Linked DNA regions of Homo sapiens: regions 1 and 2 are each linked to region 3. Evidence: chromatin loops called from intact Hi-C (ENCODE). Cell type or tissue: PC-9. All regions are shown on one strand.

Region 1 (4,000 bases), 99 kb before region 3:
GTCTCAATAAATAACCATGCAATTGTGTCATTTCGAACGTGAATATTTCTATAGGATAACTTTCTGAAATTAGAATCATTAGATCAAAGGGTATATGCACTTTAAATTGTGGTTACATATTGTCAAACTGTACTCCCTACAAAGTTCTGCTAATTTACAATTCCACTAGTACAATGTGTTCTTGTTAGCTGAGAGGTGGAAAAACAATAACTCATTTAGTTTAATTTGCTTTTCTCTTATGAGTGAACTTGGTCATGTTTAAATAGGCTTAAGGAGCCATTTGCAGTTACTTTCTATAAATTGCCTGTTATTATTTGCTGACTTTTTTTTTTTTTTTAGACGGGGTGTCACTCTGTCACCTAGGTTGGAGTGCAGTGGCACGGTCTTGGCTCACCTGTAACCTCCACCTCCCAGGCTCAAGTGATCCTCTCACCTCAGCCTCAGAGAAGCTGAGACCACAGGCACGCACCAATATGCCCCGCTAATTTTTTTTTTTTTTTTTTGGTAGAGACAGGGTTTCACCATGTTACCCAGGCTGGTCTCGAGCTCTTGAGCTCACGCGACTTACCCACCTCAGCGTTCCAAAGTGCTGGGATTACAGGCATGAGGCAGCATGCCCAGCCCTATTTGCATACTTTCCTATTGGGTTGTTGATCTTATTGATTTGTAGGAGTTCATTAAGTAATAGGCCCTTGGTGATTTCTTGAAGTTTATCATGGCTAAGTTTACTTATGATGGTTTTGGCCATGTAAAAAATATATATTTTTATCTTTTAAATTTTTATGAAACCAAATTTCATATATATTTTATATAGCTCCCTAGGTGTTGTGTTATATTCATTCATTCATTCAACAAATATGTATGTATTTATTTATCTAGAGATGAGGTCTTGCTGGCCTTGAACTCCTGCACCCAAGAAATCCTCCTGCCTCAGCTTCCCCAGTAGCTGGGACTACAGGTATGTACCACTGTGCCCAGCTCAACAAATATTTATTGAGAGTATACCAGGGGACACAATGTTCTAGGTACTGGGGATATAACGGTGAACAAAGGCCAGGCATGGTGGCTCATGCCTGTAATCCTAGCACTTTGGGAGGCTGAGGCGGGAGGATCTCTTGAGTCCAGAAGTTTGAGATGAGCCTGGGCAACATAGTGCCATCTCATCTATCTAAAAGATTTAAAAATTAGCCAGGCATGATGGTGTGTGCCTATAGTCCCAGTTTCCTAGTAATACTATGGAGGCTGAGGTGGGAGGATTGCTTGAGCCTGGAAGGTTGAGGCTATAGTGAGCCATGATCATACCACTGCACTATAGCCTGGGAAACAGAATGAGACCCCATCTCTAAAAACAAAAACATGTACAAAACAGACACAGGTCTGCACTTATGGAGCTGATATCCTAGTGGAATATTTAGAGAAGTCAGATGTATTATACTCAAATTGTTTTTGTTTGTTTTACTTAACATATCATAGACATCACCCATATGGAAATCTAATTCTTTTTCATATTTGTATAGTATTCTTTTTCCAACACATACCAAAATGTTATACCCAGTTCTTTACTGAATACAAGCCATACTATTAGCCAGGGTCAACAGACTTTGTCTTATGGACCAAATCATAAATAGTTTAGGCTGTGTGGGCCATACAATCTCATCACCACTATTAACTCTGCTATTTCAGCACAAACGCAGCCAAGACAACATGTTCAAAATGAGCATGGCTGTGTTCCAGTAAAACTTTATGTATGAACACTAAAATTTGAATTTTATAACATTTTCTCGTCACAAAGTATACTACTGATTTATCTGTTTATTTATGCATTTTTGGCCACCCATTAAAAAATGTAAAATATAATACATCCTTAGCCCATGGGCCCTACAAAAATAGATAGGGGGCCGGATTAGCTGCAGGCCATGGTACGCTGACCCCAGCTCTAAGCCATTTTGCCACACTCCCTCCCCAGTGTCCTCTGGTATGTGAGTTTCTGTGGCTTCTTTGAGAATCATATTTAGAAACAATGGGAACTTCATTGCCAAGGCTGACAGAGGTGATAACAATAGTAATAATAAATCACATCCTTGGGCTCCACACCAACGCAGGCTGAGAGTGTGCTCTCAGCTGCTGCTTGCCTAGCTATGTTGGTGAACAGAGTGTGCCCTGTCCTTATCAGAATTTAGATCTGACTGAATGATAAAGGTGCTAGGTTCACCAGGGAACCACACTGAGCTCCTATATCACCCTGGGTATCCTAAGTTCCCTTACTAGATGCAAACCGCGCCCACTGCACAGTCCACCTATTACTCAGTATCCCCTGACCCTACTGTCCTTGTTGTCACTGCACTCAGGACACCTGACATCATATTATGCATTCGCGTGATTCTTGTTTGTCTCCCCGGCCAGAAGCAAGCAGGAACTTTGCCTTATTCACTGCCTAAACCAAGAGCCTGGAATGGGGCTTGGCACAGGGTGGGTGCTCAATAGTTGTTTGTTGACTCAATGAATCACCTCTCTAAGTCACCCACTTGGCTTTGGGCAGGTGGAGCCTGAACTCTCAGAAACATGGAAAGCCTTACTAAAAATGGAACTTACCTGCTTCTGAGAGAATCCACAAGGGCTATGTTACCATTGGCCAACTTCTCCACACTGCTAAGTAGATAGAGATGAGGCAAAAATGGGGGTAGCTCAAAGTTTCATCATCCTATACTTCCTTTGTGACTCAAAGGATAAACGGGGCTCCTTCCAATGTGTGGGAGACCTAAGCACCAAGAGAGGGTGCCCAGCTGAAGAAATGGCTTCAGTTTTCCCCTTCCAGCTGGAGTCAAAAACAAGCTTTTTAAATGCCACTTATTGTTCCCAGGCTGTGGCTTGGCCATTTATAGACTATTTCGTCATTATTAAATATTTCTGCATGCTAACATGAAATAAAAATATGAAAATTTGATGATGGGAAATAACTTTTGTGTTTTGCATGTAATTTATGGAAAATCTGACTTGTTCCCCAAACTATTTCTATGTTACACTTATATTTTAAGAGAACACAGCTAAATTATAAGAAGCAAATTAAGCCTCCTCTTAGGGGAAACAGTACAGAAAACCCTAACTTTATCTAAATCAGGTGGAACTCACCAGATGACAATTATTGAAAAAATTTACAATTTTCGTTTTCTCTGGGGTCATCTGCAAAATTGTTATGTAATTTAATTAGTTCCTAAGGTCATGCATAAAATAAAGCAATTAACCAATCACCAAATATGTTTTGATTGCCAAGTGTGTCCAACACTAATTGGACACTAACTGGACATTCAAAACTTTGGATGCTTTGTGTGTGTGTGTGTGTGTGAGGGTGAGAAAAAGCTCACACTGTATAAAATTAACTTATTTTCTACTGGAGGTATTAAAAAGATCCAATAAATATGTTTAGAGCACTGACTGTGTGCCCAGCTAGGTGCTGGAGGTATAGTGGAGTGAGACAAATAAGGAGTTTGCAGTCTGTACATTTCCTACTTGTTAAGTCTTCATCTTGTATATGCATCCAGTATTTGGCGGACTGAAAAAAAAAACAAAACAGGTAAAAACACATCCTGTAGGAACTATATGGGATACATAAAATAAGCCTGGCTTTGTTGAGAAGCCCTCCTATTTCCTATGCAATTGGCATGTGGTAATTATGTTTGCTTTCTAATTCCTAATGAGCACTTCTTAAGTAATTGGTACCCTGTTCATGCTCCCCAGTACTAAGAATTACACTGGATAACCTCCACGGAAGTGTGGATGTGTAATTTGATCAACTGGAAGGGGTAAGGCATCCACTGTAATTGAAATCAGTTTCCCTGGTGCATTTAATATTGGCATAGAGGAAGGGAAGAGAAGTCATATGTAATTATGATTAAAAGGGAGTTTCTCAGGCATGTCAAGGGCTCCTTCATACAGTCACCTAGGGAAGAAATGTGTAAAACCATACTATTCCCATGGGTTAGAGCCCAGAGTCTGCAATGGA
Region 2 (4,000 bases), 140 kb before region 3:
AAAGTTTTTAAGCAACAAAGGCATCTATACACAACATATATCTAAGCTAAACTTTTTTTTCTAGTACTCAAAATTAGACACTTAGGATAGTACCAATCATGCTAATTCTGCCAAATAGACAATAATTATCCAAGACTCCAGAGAAGGCCGAAGACTCCAGGGAAGGCAGAGCCTCACTCTATAGGCAAAGAGAAATGGACATTGGCTTTCCCTGGAGGACTGTAAAATGCCAACTACTTATTCTTACAGAAACACTGGGACAGATGATTTCTGCAGTTTGTGAAAGGAAACATCCAACCATAAATGCAGTTCATCTACGCATAGTTTTCCAAATATCGGTAGAAACACAGCTACTTTAATTCTAGATAATAACAACCCTGATTTGGAAAATAGTTGAAAATAGTTGGAAAACAGTTGAATTTTTCAAGTATCAGTAGAAATGCAACTACTTTAATTCTAAATAATAACAACCCTGATTTGGAAAATGGTTGAAACTAATTGGATTTGCAGCACATCGAGTCGTGTACAGAACTGTAAATTAAATTGGCCCACAGAGTCAATCTTGAAACAGTCTTGCCTTAAGGTCCTTCCTCGTTCACCTTTATCCTTATCACAGGATCTGGGTGTCTGAGAAAGATGAAGAGAGAGGCATCGTTTATTCTGAGAATGTGTTTTCTTGAGTCCTTGATTTGCGGTTCTCTGAGGACAGAGTAGGTAGGTGGTAGGTGGAATGCACCTAGTTCCTGAAGCAAAGGCTCTAGTCCACTTGGCAGGGTTCTCTGAAACCATAATTTATCCTACAGGAGTACTGACAACACTAAATATGCTGATTCATCTCCTAATCCATTCAATTAACTTCTTGGAGGTAAATTTTCTTTTGAACCCTCACACTTGAACAACACTTGACAATTTCTAAGGGCATTCCCACTGAGTCTGCATAACCACTTGTAAGATAATTGTCTTGCCTATTTAGCAGATGAGAAAAATAAGATTTAGAAAGATAAAAAGACTTGCTTAAGGTCACATGGCTTTGAGTGCCAGAGTCTTTTTTGTTTTTTTTTAAACCTAGGTCTTCTTATTTACCCAAGTTCAGCATTTTTTCCTCATTAACACTGCCTTCGTAACTGGGCATAGGCGGAACCAGTCAACAAAGAACTAATTATTTGTGCTGTGATGTACTGTTATAGCTTCAAAGTTCACATGGACTTTCTGTCTTCCTTTTTTTTTTTTCCTTCTTTTTGTTTCCCTCTCCCTCCCTTACCTTGCCTGCCCTCCTTCCCTCCCTCCCTCCCTCCCTCCCTCCCTCCCTTCCTTCCTTCCTTCCTTCTTCCTCTGATTGCTTAATGCCAAGCTCACAGCTGTGGTTTTGGGGATAAAAACAAATACATTTAACTAAGTTATCTCTTCTACCCACACTCTTTTATTTCTCTATCCAACTTTTGGTTCAATTATAACCAACATATGGGAGATTTGGACACCGCATTATACATGCCAAAACCATTCTCTACCACATAGGAGGCTGTGGCATAATTTGAAAAATTACATGCATTAAAACAATATTGTTGGCTACTTAAAATACATGTCATCATTTATAAAACATTATTCCCTCTAGCTTCTCATATTTTCAGCTCAATAATAGTACCCAATTGATGGAAAGACTCTTGTTTATCCTGATTTTCCCATATCATATTTCAAAAGCCAAATTGTTAGTCATCCTGTCTATTAAGAGCCTTTGCTCCTCAAACACGGCATGGGAGAGAGATATGTTGAGGAGCGTCAGCTATGATACACATCTTTGTACGGCAGTTGACAGCATACATTCCTCTTGGCTGACATAACTAGCTCTGTGGATTACTGTAATGCCTGTTCCTTGACCCTGAATGTAATAGTATTCAAGACATACTCTGTTTTTTGAGCAGTGTTTTTGAATGGACTTAGCCTGGAGAAATGACCTGGAAAGGTTATTTTGGGATGGCCAATTTGTTTAAAATGCATGAGTCCACTACTCACAGGTTCATAGGTGTTAAGTGAGCAGAGCAAGACATACCCAGCAATTCCCACCCCTTTCTCTTCCTTACTCCACCAAATCAAGGTCAGGCAGAGTACACTTAACAGTCTGGGCAAAGTTCTGTGTTTATTTGGTCAATAATAATAATGGCAAGGTTTGCTTGTTTTCCACATTACTGAAATACAAAACAATTGAATTTATATGTAAAACTATTGATGGAGATTGAGCATCTTGTTCTCTTTGAAATAGCCTCCCAAAAGGCAAGGTCTCTGTCCATCACCAGGAGAGTGGATTAGCAAAGTAAGTCTAGATTGCATTACAAGTAATGGATTAGGCTGGATGCCATGGCTCATGCTTGTAATCCCAGCACTCTGGAGGCCAAGGCAGGAGGATCACTTGAGCCCCGGAATTTGAGACCAGCCTGAGTAACCAGACCTGGTCTCTACAAATTTTTTTTTTTTTAATTAGCCAGGCATAGTGGCACATGTCTGTAGTCCCAGCCACTCAAGAGGCTGAAGCCCAAGGATCACTTGAGCCCAGGAGTTGGAGGTTACAGTGACCTATGATTGTGCCACTGCACTCCAGCCTGGGTGACAGAGTGAGACTCTGTCTCTTTATGTATATATGAGTGTGTGTGTGTATGTATGTATGTATACATATATGTGTGTGTGTATATATATATATATATGTATGTAAGGGATTAGCTGTAAACATGTGTCTTAGATGGGCCTCGAGGGAGTTGTACAGAGTAAAAAAGAAATAGGCATATAAAACAACAATCCACATCTGGTAGGAACATATAAAACAAGGGAATAAACCTTAAAAACCATGAGGAAGGCCACCTGTGGTTGGTAAATTTAGGGGAGAGGATGGGGATTAAAGCATTTGATCAATCTATCAATCAATCAATCACAGACCCATGATGATGAGCCATGTACTGTAGAGTATGGTTAATTCCAACTCATCACCTGAGGTCCAACAATAAAAAGAGAAGAAAAAAAAAAAAAAAGAAACACTTAAAAAAAATTATTGTCTGCCATGACAATTAAAAGCACTAGTGGGCCTGGTGCAGTGGCTCACGCCTGTAATCCCAGCACTTTGGGAGGGTGAGGCAGGCGGATCACCTGAGATCAGGAGTTCAAGACCAGCCTGGCCAACATGGTGAAACCCCATCTCTACTAAAAATACAAAAATTAGCAGGGCGTGGTGGCGGACACCTGTAATCCCAGCTACTTGGGAGGCTGAGGCAGGAGAATCACTTGAACCTAGGAGGCAGAGGTTGCAGTGAGCTGAGACAGTGCCATTGAACTCCAGCCTGGGCAACAACAGCAAAACTCTGTCTCAAAAAAAAAGCACTAGTGATCCCAATTCCTATAGCTAGTGCTGAGATGTTTCTTTACAGTCCACGTCCTTTCCTTGGAAATGCCTTTTGTCTCCAACCAATAAAAACATGCCCATTTGAAAATAGGTAGATAAGTGATCACATTCTAATCAGAACGGGGTAGAATGCTGTATCTCAAATTTCTCAGGGGACCAGTACTGTAAGGGGACAGGATACTGAGGCTGGAGGAGACCACCCAAAACAGATATTTCTTTGATATTTCCTGTTCCAGCTTTAAGACCCAAGTTGATTTTGCACTCTTCTCATAAGAGATCTTCATTTGCACATCAAAATGCTCAGTACTACTTGTTTCTTATATTATTTAAGTCTCCCATCCCCTTCTCTATCCACGGACTCCTCCCCTAAAACCCTGAGTAAATCTGACAGACTAGCAAAATATCCTCATTGATGCTGTTTTTCTCCAGTAGCTTTGACATAACCCACCCTTGCTCCATAAATGAGAGGAGTAGAAAAAGTTCTCACCTGACTCACAGGTTTGGTTCAGCCACTGAGCAGCTGGGAGCCACAGAACCAGTCATTCAGTCTGCTGAGCCTCAGGACTGGGCTGAGTTGGATGGGGTGGGAAGGGATGGGGGGCAGTTATTTACAAA
Region 3 (4,000 bases):
CTTCACCGTCTATACTTTTCCAGTTGACAACATAAGCAGGTATCACTTTTATAATTAAATATCTCCAAATGCTAAAGATGTCATTTGTAAGTAGCCTCTGAATCTCTTAGCCAGCAAAATAATTCTGGACCAGAAACTAAATGAAATCTTTTCCTAAAGTCCAAACCATATGTCCCATGGCTTGGAAGCCTAGACATAGAGAAAAAGAGGCATTTCTTGGCAAAGGAGAGCCAAATGGATAAAAGGGCCCAACCACCCGGGCCCTTCCCTTTTCTCGCCATCCTCATCCTGTGGTCCATCTGTCTTTGCACTTCTTTCCCCAGCCTCACCCCTGAGCAGGATGTCTCCACCCTCTCTGGGTTGGTCCATCCTGCAGCAATGCAGATGAGCCCTCCCTCTGTAATTACCATGCATGGACCACAGGGGAGAGTTGAAAGGATTAACCTGCTGGCCTCTCGGTAAAGCCAGGCCTGGTGTCGAGTTACATGCCTTGGTTCATGAGGTGGCATGGGGTGCCCTAGACAGTGCAGCATGGGAAGGGTGGGGGGTACAGAGCCTAGAGCCAGAAGACAGCTTCGGCAGAATTGGCAGCCTCTTCAAGCTAAACTTCCTTAGCTGTAAAGTGACAAATCCCGTAAGAGTTTTCAGGATTAAGTGTAGGGACACAGCACATAATAGAACAAGAGCTGCAAGGTAAGTGGAGATGAAACCTCATGTGTACTACTCTTCCCAGAGGTTTCCATTGCCCTGAGAATCCTCTTTCCCATCCCTCCTTAGGCCTCTTTATGATTGTACCAGCAGTTTGAAAGGAACCTCAGGAGTCTTGGGGTGTTTCAGTTTGGTTTGGTTCAGTTCAGTGTAGGGTATCTTCTCAGTCTACCAATGATTTCCTTGACCTCATTTTAAAGATTAAATGAGATATAAACCCTTAAAGCAGCCAGCTCACTCTTTGGCACATAATGCTATTCAATGAGTAGTAACTGGCATTAGAGCCATTGTCCCCCGTAAGCTTGAAGTTGACCATTGTGCCAATCACCACAGGGGCAGCATGGTGGGGTCTGGAGCCACCTCTGTGTCTACCCAGCCATGCATCCTTGAGTGTTACATATTTGTGACTCGGTGTCTCCATTTGTAAATGAGAGGCTGAACTTGGTTGTCCTGGAGATCCTTCACAGTTTAAGAAAGTATGCTCTGACACTTCAGAATGACAGGGTCTCAATTGATGTTGACTTGCCTCCTCGTTGGTCTCTCTGCTCAACCTCCTTTACACTGGTTCTCAACTCAGTTGAGACTTGGAGAGTTTTTTTTAAAAAAAATACAGATGCCTGGGCTTCATTCCCAACCAATTACATCAGAATAGCTGGGGATGGGGGCCCAGCATCATTATTTTTTCAGAGTTGCCCAGGTGATGCCACTGTGTAGCCAGGGTTAAGAACCACTGCATTATGCAAATGATGTAGTCAAAGCAAGGCAAAACAGACAGGATTTGGATAAGCCAGAAGCTGTGTCTGTGAGAAGGCGTGATTTCAGATGTGGCACCTTGACTGTCTCACTCCTAAATGTGCTCTTTTACTTACTGTCCCTGACAACATAGCCTGACACCAGTCGCTATTGCCCTTGAGACCAAATCTAAACTCCTTGACCCGGCTCACATGGCTTTTTACGATCTGGCTTCTGCTGCTTCAGCCTCATTTTTCAGCCAGCCTGACTACACCCCAATAGAGAGTAATCACATGGCAGGGTTTGGCTACAAGCCTTTGTATCTTCCGCACCCTTCTCCCTGCTTACCTAACCTTACCTCCTGCCCCTGTACCTGGCCAACTTCTTCTCCTTCAGGTCTCCAATGAGCTTTCTCTTTCTTCCCTGCCAACCCCAGATTGAGTTAGGTGAGCCAGGTGCACCTCCTGAGCCCACTGTGCACACCCAGTGACACACTTGATCACACTGCACTTGACCCACACTCCCAGCCCCGACGACTTAAATTCCACAAAAGCAAGGACTGTGGCTTATTTACTACTGCATCCCCTGTATCTGGCATAGTGAGCCCCCACTAATACTGGTGGAAAGAGTGAATGAGTAACTGAATGATTACACAAGAAACAAAGAAATTCTTAAGAACCTGAGTCACAGGAAATTAGAGATATCAGGTCCATAAAATGAATGAATACACAAGAAAAAATTCTTAATGAATGATTCACGCTAAGCCAAATGTAGGATCCTAGCCCCATACTCTCTTTGACTTAAGACCATTCTTTAATGCACAGTGTGGACAGCACACGATGCCAGGGAGAGTGGAGAGAACCAGACTCACTTCCCACCAAATGGGCTTGGTTTCCTCAGAGATTAGGTCTTGCATTATTTGCTCTATAAACAAGAGTAATCAACAGAGTGCTAATTTTTTTTTTTTAAGACAAAGTCTCGCTCTGTTGCCCAGGCTGGAGTGCAGTGACATGATCTTGGCTCACTACAACCTCCATCTCCCGGGTTCAGGCAGTTCTCTGCCTCAACCTCCCGAGTTGCTGGGATTACAGGTGCGTGCCACCACGCCCGGCTAATTTTTGTATTTTTAGTAGAGACAGGGTTTCACCATGTTGGTCAGGCTCGTCTTGAACTCCTGACCTTGGGATCTGCCCACCTCAGCCTCCCAAAGTGCTGGGATTACAGGCATGAGCCACCATGCCCAAGCCTCAGAGTGCTAATATTAAAAAGCTAATATTGAGTGGAATTCAGTATCTGTCATTTTTAATGAACTTTTTTTTAGTGAACATATTTTGAGTGAACTTTCCAATCTTATTAGTTAATGAAATATGTACAGTAAAATAATACAGTGTTTGAGATTTACCTCAGAATAACCAGTGGAAAGGAGAATGAGGCATAGAGGTAGAGTTGAAACAAAATTAACCAGGAATTGACAGCTTTTGAAGCTGGTTGATGGTCATATGGGGGTTCATTCTATTATTTTCTCTGCTTTGGCATAAGTTTGAAATTGTTCAAAATAAAATGTTTTAAAAAGTAAAAAAAATAGTTAAAATAGTAATGATCATCCTTAAAAAACAAAAAGAAATTGGTGGAAGAAAGTCGTTCTCAGCATTGCCACTTGATTCAATGAGTGAAAAAAAAAAAAAAAAAAAAATTCCAAAACCAGCCATACATCGTCTGGAGCCAGCTTGGTCTTGGCTAGTTGGAAAACAGGAATGTTCTCCAAGGTTAGTAAACTGTAATGAGTTCCACATAGTTTTCAGGCATCAGAGTTTACAAATCACTGCAGTTTGATTTGTAACTCCATTCACATGTCCACAAGAAATACAGCCTGTGCCGATTTTCCCCATTATTTGCTTAGCCAAACAATACTTTTCCACAGCACAGTCCTGCCAATCTCAAAAACCACCCAGGGACGCCATTTTACGACCCTTGGCACCACGTGCCCCCTCCACTGTGTTTTCACAACTCCAACGTTCCTCCTTTTAAAGTTGGCAGAAATCAGCAGCCCTGCGTTTCTTTTTATTACTCCCAGCGTTTGTTGCTTCCAATGGGGAACGTTTTCTTCTCTGAGAGGCTTTCACCTCCGCCAGGCCTGTGCCTCCGCGGCCCAAGCACCCTTCCCTTCCAGCCCTTTCCTCTTTCTCTCCACACCCCTTGCCTGCTCTGCTTCCACGGAGCCCACGCAGCCTTTTCTGCCCTGGCAGCGCGCGTTTTTCAGCCCCTTCCATCGGGTCTGGCCGAGCTGGCCGCCAGCGTTCCCACGGCCTGGCGGGGGGTCTGCGGTTTCACCAGGCAAGGGGGCCCCCGAGACAGGGCCTGGGCCTTTCTTGCTGCCCTTTGACTGGACCCCCTCATAAGAAAAATTCCCTGGCTAGGTTTCCTCTTGTGCTGGGTGGAATTCAGGCCTTCCTCAGCTTTTCGTCTCCTCTGGTCTTGGTGGAGGCCGCCTGAAGAGTCCACTTCTCCCCACTGTCTCTCCCACCCGGACGCCCAGGCGGCCTCTAGGTTATTCGTGGGG

What was found. Hi-C counts contacts between places; a loop is a spot of excess contacts. Peaks named below come from ENCODE experiments on the same cell type or tissue, not always from the same donor. Only the 100,000 strongest peaks of a DNase experiment are listed, where the experiment ranks them.
Region 1: it touches region 3 in a loop (7-fold over the local background); 1 of 110 quality-filtered maps calls a loop at or near these places.
Region 2: it touches region 3 in a loop (15-fold over the local background); 1 of 110 quality-filtered maps calls a loop at or near these places.

Annotation. Positions count from the first base shown.
Region 1 is chr18:26,578,609-26,582,608 of GRCh38, reverse strand. It overlaps a transcript of KCTD1 not described here. Among named protein-coding and RNA genes, the nearest start is that of MIR8057, 11 kb to the left of the region's middle. In PC-9, no CTCF peak of the experiment used is centred here; a DNase peak (open chromatin) is centred at 2,448; H3K27ac peaks cover 2,382 bases.
Region 2 is chr18:26,615,159-26,619,158 of GRCh38, reverse strand. It overlaps a transcript of KCTD1 not described here. Among named protein-coding and RNA genes, the nearest start is that of MIR8057, 26 kb to the right of the region's middle. In PC-9, no CTCF peak of the experiment used is centred here; a DNase peak (open chromatin) is centred at 1,788; H3K27ac peaks cover 1,764 bases.
Region 3 is chr18:26,479,174-26,483,173 of GRCh38, reverse strand. All of the region lies in intron 2 of KCTD1 (potassium channel tetramerization domain containing 1), which reads left to right. Among named protein-coding and RNA genes, the nearest start is that of LINC01543, 58 kb to the right of the region's middle. RefSeq lists an enhancer at 1,468-2,667. In PC-9, no CTCF peak of the experiment used is centred here; DNase peaks (open chromatin) are centred at 403 and 2,143; H3K4me3 peaks cover 1,486 bases; H3K27ac peaks cover 4,000 bases.